Linked DNA regions of Homo sapiens: region 1 is linked to region 2. The links are chromatin contacts, found by Hi-C or POLR2A ChIA-PET in ENCODE. All regions are on one chromosome and are shown on one strand. The core of a region is the stretch at or near the end of the contact, and the rest is flanking DNA. Distances in the headings are between cores, read along the strand shown. Region 1 overlaps OBI1-AS1 (OBI1 antisense RNA 1). Region 2 has its middle 41 kb from the start of EDNRB-AS1.

Region 1 (6,840 bases), core at 707-3,206, 320 kb after region 2:
CGTCTGTATTAGCGCTGTGTGGAAGAATCTTTATTAACCTTTATATGATTAAACAAATACCCTAGAGAAAGAGCCTGCTCACCAAAACATATGTTCTCCTTTTCTGTCTAAGCGTCAGCTGAACCCTGTTTCCCAGTTCTGTCTGAGACTCTGTTGGCCAATAAAATGTGAGAGGGAGTGGCATGTGCCATTTCAGGCCTGACTCATTAAAATCCTCCCACATGTGCTCTTCCGTGTTCCTGGCCCTCTGGAATGCTGATGGCAGAGAACATGGAAGCCACATGTGAAAGATGGCAGAAACTCTGTCAACCTGGCCACCACACCCAACTGTTTGGCTACCTGATTAGTTGTGTCAGGTTGCAAGAAACCAGCTACTGTTGGATAAGTTCCACAATGCATGCCTTGGGTCTGCTATAAGCAGTTTATACAACACTGATGTTGTGGTGAAGAGCTTTAAAAATCGTGCAAGTGAAAAACATCTCAATCCAAGTAAATGCCTCTGTCTTGGGGTATTTGTCCATTTGTCCTCTATTTTGGGCCTTACATATAAATCCTATTTGTTTGCTCTGTTCATGACATCTCTATATGCATGGCAAGGCTCTCCTACTTAGTGATCTGATCGGATTCCAGCTGTATCTTAGTTTTAATTCTATTAAATATGATCACCTATCATTTTTGGTTTAATCCCAGGACTCTTCAAAGCAAAATGGCATTTGCTGCCTAGCCTCAGTTTTATGTAAGAGCATCTCAAACACCAAACACTACCTCCAAAATTTGTTTAGCATTTTTCAAATGATTTGATGACAACAGAGGCATGCATATGTTTGTGACTTTCCTAAGTCATATAGCACAAGGCTGGCTGAACTCAATAAAATGTAAGTTCATAGATTAATTGAGCAAAGTCTACCCTACTCACACCTGCCAGAGCTGAAGTAAGGCATTCTCCTGGGTAACAGAGGAAGATCATAGGTTGGAAAAGGCAAGTATTCCTGAGGGATCACTACTCTTTCTTCTTGGAAGGAAACTTATCTGCTTATCCATGTCCCTTGATTTTCTGCTTTGTTCATTCAACAGGCCTGGCTTTATTTGAGGTGATAGGAGAATCAAGATGTATCATTGCACACAACATTCTCAGGAGAGTCACCAATGCACCTGCCCTTTTTGTGTTTTTACTGAGGAAGCTCTGCATAAGCCACTTTATGGAGCATTCCTGTTTGGGACTGGAATTTTGGAATAAGAAAAAATATATAAGACAAGACCTCAGAAGCACATGGAGTGGGCAAAATTCAGTTCCAATGTAGGAAAAAAACAAAAACAACCTTTGGTCAGGGTCAGAAGTGGATCTTTTCTTTTTTTTTTTTTTTTTTTTTTTTTTGAGACGGAGTCTCGCTCTGTCGCCCAGGCCGGACTGCGGACTGCAGTGGCGCAATCTCGGCTCACTGCAAGCTCCGCTTCCCGGGTTCACGCCATTCTCCTGCCTCAGCCTCCCCAGTAGCTGGGACTACAGGCGCCCGCCACCGCGCCCGGCTAATTTTTTGTATTTTTAGTAGAGACGGGGTTTCACCTTGTTAGCCAGGATGGTCTCGATCTCCTGACCTCATGATCCACCCGCCTCGGCCTCCCAAAGTGGCCCTAGGACTGTTTCTACTAACGACTCAGTCCAACCTGGAATGGGGTGAATTCTGCACCCTCACTGGGGACTCTGGGATTGCTGGAGTGGTCTCAACATGATAATATCTTGGTCAATAGAAGCTTGTTCCATTGCCAGTGCTTTATGCAAGATGAACCAGCACTAGCAGCCAAAGAAAGTAAAGATTGAGCAACAGCCCCTTTCCTTTTCTGTCCCAACTTCCCTTCAGAGCAGCTGCATCCAAGTCCCAGCAGATGTTAGTGTATGTGGGATGACCTTGCAGATGGCTGCATCAGGGCAAATTTCTGAGTTCATGAGTTTCTCTCTCTGTCCCTTCCCTCTCCATCCCTGGTAGCTGACGGTGCTGGAGAGAAAGAGAAGTTTTCAGTGGTAAGGGCAAAACAAGAAACAAGTCATGAGTTTGCTATTTTTGGATGAGTTATTGCTGCATCACACATTGTTCTTAGTAGTCTCAGTATGACACAGCAATTTTTCATCACTTAAATGCAGTTTTAGAATTTTTAATAACACTTTAAATTGCTAATCATAAGACTGAAACTTGATGTCTTCTAATCCGGCAAAATACATTAGTCACTTACCAGCTCTGTAGTAGCTTTTTAAAAAATTCAGGATCTTGGTCATGAGGGCTTAGGATCCAAATCAATTGCTATATAAATCCTTTTGGAAATGTATTCAGTGCTATAACTACACGTGCACTACCATATTCTAGTATTGTCTTTTTAGTTCCAAAATTTAGTTGTTATAGAAATCAAAGATAGTTGTTCCCAGAGTGTCCAAACCATCTAGGCCAACTGTAATTGAAGAAAGACAATATTGTTTGCAGTCTCAGTATGAATGTGGATTCCTTCTCAAATAATCATTTGCGCTTACCTCTTGGGCTTTGTCTGAAGAAAATAAAAGCAATATCACAAAGTATGCTGTACAAACATGTGCATCTCAACATTGTTTAAAATAGGACTCATTGGAAAAAATCTAAGTACCCTACAATGTAATACTGGTTAAAAGAATTAGATTCATAAAATGGGATGCACGGGACCAATTTGAAACAATATTTACTGATATGAAATCATACTTTAAAAGCACCTTAAAGGAAGAGAATAATAGCAAACCAAAACTATATAATTAATTTGTCAAAATAACATATACATACATAGAAAGTTTATTAACATATAATTATATATTCATTAAAAGTCATCTATATTATCATAGAAAAATACTATCTCTACCTTAACAATAATGATTACTTCATGGTAGAATTACAGACTTTTTTTTCTTACATGTGGCATGTGTGTGTGTTTATGGATATGTATTGCTTGTGTCATAATAATAGAGTTATATTAAAATATTATAGATTTTAGGGTAAAAGGGCAGAATAAAGCCAGAGTACAGAAGTCCTCTCACCCAGTAGGTAATACAGTGAATCAAATATTATATAAATAAGTGAAAGTGTTACAAAGTTCACCCAACAACAAAACAAGAAAAGAGGAGGAACCACATGTCACCAAGTTCAAAATGTGGTGATCGAGGCAAACTGTCTGGCATGGAGCTGAATATGGAGACTCCTATCTTTACTCCCATATTACAGTAGCAGAATTGGAGAGATAAAATGCTCAGTGTTCTTATTTAAAATTGTACCTACCACCACCAGGTTAGAAAGGAGCATGCAAGCTGAAGCTGAGAGGATAAGAGAGTTCTTCCAGGATGAGTCAAGGAAAAATCCAGTAGAGAAAAGGCCACACCAACAGAGGCAATAGAAATGGACCAGAGAAAATCCTCTGGAGAGGACTGACATTTTCCAGGACTTCCTGATGAATTTCAGAAAAAATTCAAAGTCCCAGTAGATTCTCTTTTAGGACTAAAATTCTTTCCCAAATAAGTGAAGTGACCTCCTCTGAGGGACGCACATAGACTCTAATGAGCTCTTCCCCACTTCCATTTTCCTCCTACAGACACTTAACCACTGCCATCAGGTTACAGAAAAGTGGATGAAACAGCTAATTTGAGCCTTCAAGGGGGCCAAGTGGCTGAAAGAAATAGATTTGCATGAGTTACTCATCTCAACCAGAAAGAAAATGCAAAGAATTGGCGTGGAAATTGTGACAATATACCACATTTAAAAAATAAAAATCCCTTAAGACTAGTTCTGGAAGGAAACATACCACAAGGAACAAATGAAATTTCCTTTCAAATTCAGCCCACAATAAAAGAGTTTAGTTATTATTATAAGTTGACTAATACAAGAAATCATTGGTGAATTAAGAATGCAAATAACATTATTACAGAAACAGTATCTTAAAAATAACACCCAGGGACAGAATAAATGGTTGAATATCAAATTACTTTTCCAGAGAGACTTGAGATAATTAGAGGAATTGCTAAGAAAAAGTCAATAAAAATTATGGAGATAATAATAAAATTTGATTTCAAAGATAGTCCAAAATAAATCAATAAAAATGTAATTGGACATTTAAAAATAATTAAAAGGGTATAACTGGATAGTTTGTAAAACGAAGGATAAATGCTTGAGGCAATGGATACCCCATTCACCCTGAGGTGATTTTACACATTATATGACTATATCAAGGTATCTCATGTAGCTCATAAATACATACACCTATGTCTCCACAAAAATTAAAAATTAAACAAAAATGAAAACCAGTGTCCATGAAACAGGAAATTCAGTAAGTAAAACAGAAAAAGTATTGAAAGGAATAATGGAATAACACTTTTTTCTGAAACATATATTGACATCTAGAGTTTTTAATGAAGGGTAGTGTGTTTAAGGAAACACATTATCATCATCATCATCAAGCAACCAACACTGAAAAATAGCACGTTTAACTTGTTGAACTTCAAGAATAGAGGAGTAAATTTTCAGGTAACAGAAAAGAAAGCCACGTCTAAGGTGTAAAAACAAAATATGTTGGGGTTTGGTTTCTTAATGCTAACATTAAATGCCAGAAAACAATGGAAAATTCTACCCCTTGGTCTCTGGCCATGAACCTCCCACAGAAAAATGATGATATTTGTTATAACATTTACATTTGGTGCAGCATTTATGGCATGTATATAGCAATAGCACCAACACAAATATGCCTAACATTTGGAGAAGCCAGTACGGGGATAGATTTAAAGAAACAACTGATTTGTCCTGTAAACCCATTATGCACTTTTTTATATCCTTGTGTTAATTTTATTATTCTTTCCCCCCTTGACCTACTGTTATTTGTGTCTTATGATAAGCTTGTGAAGAACTGTTTAACACAGAATTCAGAGGATGATTAGCCAGATCCAGTTCTTCCTCAGGCTAGTAGTTATTGTGCATAAAATAAAAATGGTAATACATAAGCTGTATGTCCTGAAGGAGCTTTAAGTCAATCTCCCAATACATTTTATAATCAATATTAGTATTGTCATAAGTCTTATTACTTAGTGTAATTGAATCTTACCAACAATGCCAGTATTACACAATATTATAGTATGAACATGGTATAATTCAGTTTCATTACAGAATACACAACAAAGTAGTAAGAATTACAGAGGTATTTGCTTTGCCTTCCCAACAGAATCTACAACTGAGGACAAAGCCAATCATCTCATCTCACCTTACAGGCTCAAATCTAGACTGGTTTCCATTGTGTGTTGTTATTATGTAACAGGGCTCTCTTCCCTCCAATGGGGAAGTCATGAGTAGTATTTAGCAAACTATTCTGGGGGCCAGAACTGTCACAAGACATCAGTGTAAATCAAAAGTGCCTCCAAAGAATTTTACATGTTTGGGGAGTCATAAGATTCCCATAGGTGTGCCCCTTGAGCTTCAGGAGCTAGAATAGAGGGCCACTGACTTATGCCCACTTCAGCTTCCATGTGTATTAAAATAATTGAGGCCCTATTGGGTCCAGGCACAAATCCTTTCCCAGTACTGGGTTTTAGCAGTACCCTACGTTATTTATTGAGTCTTCGTGACCCACTTTGCTAAAGCCTCATTATATTTCCAGGGCTAACTCCCATCATTTGCCCTCCTCGTGGAAGAGAACCCTCTCTATTCTAGTTTTCCTCTGACTGCCACTCCTCATTAAAAGCAAACACAGCTTGTCTCAGGATAACTAGACTGACACTTATCACACCAGTGCAGTTAGGATACATGTCTTACACCCCCAGATGTTGGGTCTTCTGTACTAGAGTTAGATGAGAGGTAGTCACTCCTTGATGTACTTTGGTTTGAGTGTGCCATGAGGCCTCCCACAGCGTTTCTTGTCTCTGGGTGGGACTGTTCCCTAAGGGATCCACCAGGTGATGCTCACTGCTTTAATCCCATCAGGGACCCATTGTATTTCTCTATTTTACTTGGTAGTTTTACATCTACAAAACAAGGATGATGTACATTTGTGCATAGCACACAGTGACATGTTGGGCTGGCTGCTGTTACGATTTGCCCATTTTAATCAGATACATTTCTAGGCATTTGGTTACACAGCGATCAGTCTGTTGGGAGCTACAACATCACAGAGTTTGAAGTCCCAGTAGGAAGAAGTTCTCAGAAATTCCCTCCCAAATAATGTCTACCTTTTGAGGTACAGGTAGCCTGAGAAGTAGGAGTCCAAGGCATTGGCATATTATTAAAGTTTCATTTAGTTATTAACAGCTTGTCCAGTTTCCCATCATATCGTATGACCAGAATGTCTCTTAGTGATGTCAGTCAGGTTTGTAGACTGCTGTTCAACCTTGCCAGTTTCCAAAAACTAGGCCTTGGCAAACATATAGCTTCATTTTCTTGGACATCTGGTATAATTGTGCTGAAATACAATATTATTCTCTTGCTCTGAGCTTCATAATGTTGGATTTCTCTGGTTGCATAACCCAATTATTTATTCTTTTACTCCAAACTACTATTTCTCCCTCTCCTCATGTGTTATTTATTTTTATCCACACTTTTTCTAATATCCTTGGGAGAGGACATTAGGTTTGGCCACTATGCTGGCCCAGATTGCTAGTAGCAGTACCAGTGTAGCAAGGGCTTCTCCATCAGTCTACCCCCAACCATATGGGGCAGGGTTACATAGGTATGGAATTAGTGAGATATACCTGACCACTTGGCATCACAGTAACATTCACTGTTAACCCCAACTTTGCCAGATGGGGTGAAGGCACAATCTACTCTATTAGGCCCTTAGGAATTTTGACACAAT
Region 2 (7,055 bases), core at 4,291-6,790:
GAGGCAGAAGTTGGATTTGAATGCAGTTCAAAAGGAGTGAGTTGAGCAAATTAAAAACTTACTCTACCTTTATATGAGAATAAATTAAAGAGAGCCAAGAGTGGAAGCAGGCACAAGGCCAGTGGACATTCCTTGCAGAGACAGCAGTATGTACAAAGGAATGGTGTGTGCAAGGACCTGAAGTTACATTGCTAAGTCAATCAGGGATTGGTTTAATTTAGCTGCATTGTAGGGTATAAGGAAGTGCTGTAAGAAACAAAGCCAAAGGCTGGGCAGGAGCCAATTTGGGGAGGGCCTCGTAGCTCATGCAAAGTAGGAGTGGGGAGCTAGATCTCTCTGAGGGAAGATGTGAAGGCAAGAATGATACCTAATTCTATGTTAGCCAGGCTCAGTGCAGGTAGCACTAATTAGCTTTTTTAAGGGAGAATTTTTTAAATTAATTTTTTTCATTTATGTTATTATGTTTTAGAGAGAGGATCTTGCTCTGTCACCCCAGGCTGGAGTGCAGTGGTACAACTGTGGCTCACTGCAACCTCAACCTCCTGGGCTCAAGTGATCCTCCCACCTCAGCCTTTTGAGTGGCTGGGACTAAAGGCACACTCCACCATACCCATTTAATTTTAACCTTTTTTTTTTGTAGAGACAATGTCTGGCTATGTTATCCAGGTTGGTCTTGAACTCCTGACCTCAAGTGATCCTACCACCTCCACCTCCCAAAGTGCTGAGATTACAGGCATGAGTGACCTTGCCTGCCCTAATTTTATTTTTGTAAGTGATAAATAAATGTACATATTCAGGGGGTACATGGTGGTGTTTCAGTACCTATCAATCAGATCAGGGTAATTAGCATATTCATCATCTCAAACATTTATCATTTCTTTGTGTTGCAAAACATTCACTATCCTCCTTCTGTTTGAAACTATATAAAAATATATTATTGTTAACTATAGTTATCCTACAGTGTTACAGAACACCAGAACTGATTCCTTCTATCTAGCTGTAATTTTGCATCCTTTAACATAAGTAGAATTTGGTAGAGGAATTCAGTGTCTGCAAGATCACTGGGAGGACTGGTGGGCCCAATTAGGGTGGGCCTCTGAGAACAGCCCGTAGCATAGCAGCACAGATCTGGCCTGCCAGGGGATCTGCTAACATGGCCAGAGACAGGGACGTGGGGAATCTGAAGCTGCCACTGGAACCGTTGGCTCCACTAACACACTGCACTAACTGTGGTCCGGGGATCAGGAAGCAGCATCGTGGCTGCATCATCATGCCTGCCACATTTGCACCAACAGAAAGTGGATAGGTCACATGTCCCACCTGTCCCACCCAGGAAAGTCATGGACCATATGTGGGGACCTCTGCGAAGGCTGCCACACAGTAAAGGCAATGTCTTCATGGCTGTGCTTGCAACAGAAACACCATAAACTGCGGAACTGTCACCTTTCCTGCAATAGTGATGGGTGTGCCCTAAGTCACATCTGGAATCCTTGCAGAAAGGAAGTTTGATAGATGTGATTTTTAGCTTTGTCCCTGTGCTATGCAGAGAGACATGCTCAGAGAAGTACCATATCCACCATGGAGACGATTGTATTCACCTAATAAACAGTGGATAGACTGGAAGGAAAATATAGGAGGGGCACGAAGACAGGAATATAGATGAAAGACTTGGTTTTAACAGAGCTAAGCCAATTTGGTGGTTTGTGCTTGGCAGATTCTGTTTAGTGCACATCACATCCAAGGGTTAGAGTGAGTGAGGGCTGTGGTCCACTCTCCCACAGTCTCGCAGACTAAGATGTTACAGGCAACGGCTTTACCAGATGCTTACCATGGCAGAACATGAGTCACTGCTTTCTGCTTTTGATACCATTTTCCTAATGCCCCCCTGCCCTGCTTAACTGCTAAGTAGCGCACATTTTACATTTTAGTCATAGAAACACTCAATTTCCTGCACTAATGATTCTATTCCTAAGTATAGGTATGTTAGTTTGGTTTGCCCCAAGGCAGATCCTGAGACAAGGGTAAGTAGCTTCATTGGAAGGTGCAGGAAATATCATAGGTGGGTGGCGAATTGAGGAAGAACTGGGAAAACTGGCAATAAAGAAGACTTATTAAGCACGTTAGCACTGTGGGCAACTGGAAAATTCTACAAGAAAATTCTGAGATATAAATGCACACCTCAGGGCTAGTCTGCTCAGGAGCTGAGGTATATATATACCTCCTCCCATCAGTCAAGGTTGAGGATGTTCCTGAGGGGTGTGAATTTCCACCCCTCCTGTGTTGAAGCTGCCATCTCAGCTTTTGAGAAAGCTGTCAGCCCCCTGATAATCCCCTCCATAGTTGTCTAGAACTTGGTCACAAACTATGGTCCATGAGCCAGATTCCACCCACAGCCTACTCTTTTGTTACAAGCTAAGGGTGATTTTTATATTTTTATAGAGTTGTTGAAAAAAATCATATGTAACAGAGACTGTGGCCTGCAAAGCCTAAAATATTCACTTATGGTTTTCAGAAAGAGTTTGCCAATTTCTTGGTGTACATGGTCTTGCAGTAAGAAATAATCTCCAAATCTCAGGTTAAAAACAACTATTTCTCCGTTGTGGTCTATGTCTGATAGAGGGCAGAAGTGGGCTTGCTTCATGTAGTCACTCTACCTTATAACGCTTCCCTATAGTAAATCCTTCTGGTAGCAACACAAGGCACCAGGGTTTATAACAGCAGGGAGAGAGAATATGTAAAATAGAGCACCAACTAGGTCCCTCGTGCTTCAGACTGAAAGGGACACGTGTCATCTCCTATAACTGTCTATTACCACCACCAGTCACATGACTGCAAAGGAAGCAAGGAAACATAATCTCCTATGTCCAGCAAGGAGGAGAGACCTGGAAATACTGGTGGCCAGTACTCATGTCTACTATAGCTCTCTTGTATGAAGTTCCCTTCACTTTCCCAATATAAACAAGATTTTGGTGAAAACATCATTCATTGATTTCACATATTTTCCTGGAGTTAATAACTGCTTCATTTAACAAAAAAGTCTTAGATTTCTTTGAGCTTGCAGGTATGGTTTTTACATTCTGCATGACTCTGTAAAACACTTCTCTTCCACGTAGTCAAGCTTATCAGATAATCAATCTGTCAATCCTATTTTAATATGAGACTTTCTAATTGTTGTAGAATAGCTACGAAACAGTGCCAAGCTTCACTATTTTTCTTTTTAAATAATATTCAAGGGACTTATTAATAAGTTCAATATTTTGTACTTTCAGATATCTCAATTTTGAAGTGTGTAAGCTTTAATTTGAAGAACAGTTTAAAAAGTATTATGCCTAGGTCTGTCATTACATTGCATAATCAATAAAACAAATATTATATAATATTATAAAATCTTGCCCTTTTTAGGGATGGTGCTCAAATGAATTAAAAGTTTCATGAGTAGAGTCAACACTTTTCTTAATATACTATTTGCTCTTTTAGATCCAGCAGTTAAACTTGAACTTGATCATGCCTTTGTATTTTGCATGTCATTTTTCTTTTTCCTTCTAATAACAAAGTCATTTTGAAAGATAATTGAACTATTATAATGAAAAAGTAACAGTTGTCAAGAACTTAGCAAATGTTGAAAGAGGCATCCTGCAGAAATATTGAAAGTTCATCACTCAAACTAGTGGAAAGTCTCAGCGTTTTTGCAGAGGATAAAGTTATGCTGCATTTTGTTTCACGGTTAATTGTAAAATACAAAATTACATTGTGGAACATTAATTGCATTCGTTTTCTATGGCTGCATAACAAGTTACCACAAATTTAGGGGCTTAGAACAACAAATTTATGATCTTACAGTGTCTGTGGGCCAAAAGTCCAGTTTGGGCTGGACAGGGTTTTCTACTTTGAGTCACAAGGCTGAAATCAAAATGTCAGATGAGCTGCCTTCCTTTTTGAAGCTGGGGGTCGTCTTCCAAGTTCATTCCTATTGTTGGCAGAATTCAGTTCCTTGACCTGTGGGGCTGAGGCCCTTGTTCTGTGGGGGGTCAGCCCAGCGTCCAGCTCAGGTCCTAACAATCACCAACGGTACTTTTTCCCGTGGCCTCTCCTAATGCCCTCTTTTTTTTTTTTTTTTTTTTTTTGAGACGGAGTCTCACTCTGTCCCCCAGGCTGGAGTGCAGTGGCGCGATCTCAGCTCACTGCAAGCTCTGCCTCCCAGGTTGACGCCATTCTCCTGCCTCAGCCTCCCGAGTAGCTGGGACTACAGGCGCCCCCCACCACGCCCGGCTAATTTTTTGTATTTTTAGTAGAGACGGGTTTTCACCGTGGTCTTGATCTCCTGACCTCGTGATCCGCCCGCCTCGGCCTCCCAAAGTGCTGGGATTCCAGGCGTGAGCCCCCGCGCCGGGCCCTCGTGCCCTCTTAACGCTTCACAACTTTCTGGAGAGACCCAGGCCTTTTAGAAATCTGACTTGTGGCCAGGCTCAGTGGCTCACGCCTGTAATCTCAGCACTTTGGGAGGCTGAGGCGGATGGATCACGAGATCAAGAGATTGAGACCATCCTGGCCAACGTGGTGAAACTCCGTCTCTACTAAAAAAATACAAAAATTAGCCAGGCGTGGTGGCGTGCACATGTAGTCCCATCTACTCAGGAGGCTGAGGCAGGAGAATCGCTTGAACCCAGGAGGTGGAGGGTGCAGTGAGCCGAGATCGTCCCACTGCACTCCAGCCTGGGCGAGAGTGAGACTCCGTCTCAAAAAATAAATAAATAAATAAAATAATAATAATAAAATAAAATAAAATAAAATAAATCTGACTCGTTTAGATTTGGCCCACCGGGATACTCTCCATTTTGGTTGATCAAAAAGTCAGCAGATTAGTAACCCAATCATGGGAGTCAAATTCTATCACATGCACCCGTTCAGCCTGCACTTAGGAGGGAGTTACACAAAGCGTGCACACTAAGAGGCAGTGATCTTGGGAGCCACCTTAGAATCCTGCCTACCACACTGTTCCATTATGTTGATGGTTGAATTAACTATCACAGGCCAGCAAATCAAACGAGATACTAGTGAGGAAAGGATCACATGCCACTTCCTAGCTAAGGCATGCATTCACATGATCCCATCAGTCAAGTCTTACATTTCTTATACTTCACGATGACCATATCCTGGTACACACAGGTCATGTTAAGGGTCTGTGGGACCCCTTCTAATGTTTTCTACTTCTTCTTTTCTGTTTTATTTTATATCTTTTTTTAAAAAAATCTGGTTATGACTCACGAAATAGATTTCACAAAATGGATTTTATGATTCATGACAGGAAAAACAGTCTTAATGGAGACAGGTTTCAATTAGTAATCTGGAAACATTTTTCTTTACAGAAAAAACACTAAAATATATTTATGCAAAAAAGTTTTTTCTGAATAAATCAATATGGACTAACTTATAGATGCAAATGGGTACACACCTGGGTAATCTTCAAAATTTATTTAAAATTATTACAAGACAATCAGCAATATCACTACAGTCCTCAGGAGGGCAGCATCTGCTCTAGGTATATTTGAAACTTAAGTGTGCTCAGAAGTTTTCTAGTGACTAGGAATTCCGGTAAGTAAATTACTTAGAGTGTATTAATCTAAGCAAACATTGGTTTATGCTTGGCAATTGAGAATCAGTCCTGTCAAAACCGTAAGTGCTATGATTTTTTTTTGTCTGACCCAAGAGAATTAGTTGAATTCTTTTATTCCTTGCTTCTTTCTGCTTGCATTTTTCCTTTGTCCTGTCTGTCCCTCTCTGGCTTATAGTCTTGCATAGGTGGTCCAAGTAGGGCCCAATAACCATGGCGGCTGAGGACATGACAATCATAAATATTTTCTGCTAATTCAGAGTTGTTGTAAAGTCCCTCTCTTAATTTCCACACTATGTTGACTTCCTGACTTCCTGCTGCATATGCCAACTGGTGGCTCCCTCAGTGCCTCTTTTGTGAACAGACAGGACTCTCTTAACCAGTGCACAAGAGGAAGTGCTGCCCTGCAGATGACTCACCATGTTCTCTTATCTTCAAACTCTCAGGTGCTTGAGAGAGGCTTTTGCTGACCCACAAACACAACAAAATCAAGCTGTCTAATCTGATGTTCTTAGACAGTTAAGCCTTTCTAGGCTTAAATCTAAGTGTGACTATAGAAGGAAATATAGTATATTGAATCTGTTCTTCCCACCTCTGTTCTGGACCCACCATAGTCTCACCCTAAAATCATGGTCTGGGTTGACATCACTCTGTCACTAATCAACAGAAAATTGTCAGGAGGGTCCCACATACTCTAGTTAGACATAGAGCAAATTTCCTGCCCTTTGTTTTACTTACGTCCCTATTGTCACAGGTTATAATACTGGCCCTAAGTGTGTATTTGCTTCAAATAATTATATTTTGGGAGACATTGGGTTGACTGTATCATGTTCCTACACATTTTTTTTTTTGAGACGGAGTTTCACTCTTTTGCCCAGGCTGGAGTGCAGTGGCACGATCTCAGCTCACTGCAACTTCTGCCCCCCAAGGTTCAGGCGATTCTCATACCTCAGCCTCCCGAGTAGCTGGGATCATAGGCGCCCGCCACCACGCCTGGCCAATTTTTGTATTTCCAGTAGAAACGGGGTTTCATCATGTTGGCCAGGCTGGTCTCAAACTCCTGACCTCAGGCGATCCACCTGCCTTGGCCTCCCAAAGTGCTAGGATTACAGGCATGAGCCACTGCACCCGGCCATGTTTCTCCATTTTTTAAGGGCCTGAAGTCTGTTGAGTAGAGCTGCCTATGTGAATTTCATATTTTTTCTTTTTACCCATGTGCTACTTATAGAGTGTTGACACTTGATCTGCCTTCTCTTGCCTTTGGTCCTCTGCATTTGTTGCTTGCTCTGCTCAAAATGCTCTTCCCACAACCCTTTTCTTGTCTCCATTCCCTACTTCCAGAGTCACCTGATACCTCTTCGGGTATATCTTGGCTGTGACTACTATGTCTTATAGCACCTTGACATGGTAGATGCTGATAGATTTGTCTGTCTCCCTCAACAGA

What was found. A loop is a pair of places that touch in the nucleus more often than their neighbours do. ChIA-PET counts read pairs that join two places held with the same protein, here RNA polymerase II (POLR2A). Pooled maps may share reads with other maps.
Region 1: a loop to region 2 is called in a pooled map, with 1.9 times the contacts of the local background. The contact joins two enhancer-like sites. A Hi-C loop is called at or near these places in 12 of 168 maps with a recorded cell type or tissue (HL-60/S4, adrenal gland, esophagus squamous epithelium and 9 more), 1 of 37 single-sample maps with no recorded cell type and 4 of 50 pooled maps. POLR2A ChIA-PET finds 5 or more read pairs at or near these places in 1 of 52 experiments (H1).

The regions. Positions count from the first base shown.
Region 1 is chr13:78,100,520-78,107,359 of GRCh38, forward strand. All of the region lies in intron 1 of OBI1-AS1 (OBI1 antisense RNA 1), which reads left to right. Among named protein-coding and RNA genes, the nearest start is that of OBI1-AS1, 49 kb to the left of the region's middle. RefSeq lists an enhancer at 1,337-2,536. Within about 2 kb of position 1,957, at least 3 of the 41 ENCODE cell types and tissues checked have a DNase peak (open chromatin) inside an H3K27ac peak, as active enhancers do.
Region 2 is chr13:77,774,116-77,781,170 of GRCh38, forward strand. No RefSeq gene overlaps it. Among named protein-coding and RNA genes, the nearest start is that of EDNRB-AS1, 41 kb to the right of the region's middle. Within about 2 kb of position 5,541, at least 3 of the 41 ENCODE cell types and tissues checked have a DNase peak (open chromatin) inside an H3K27ac peak, as active enhancers do.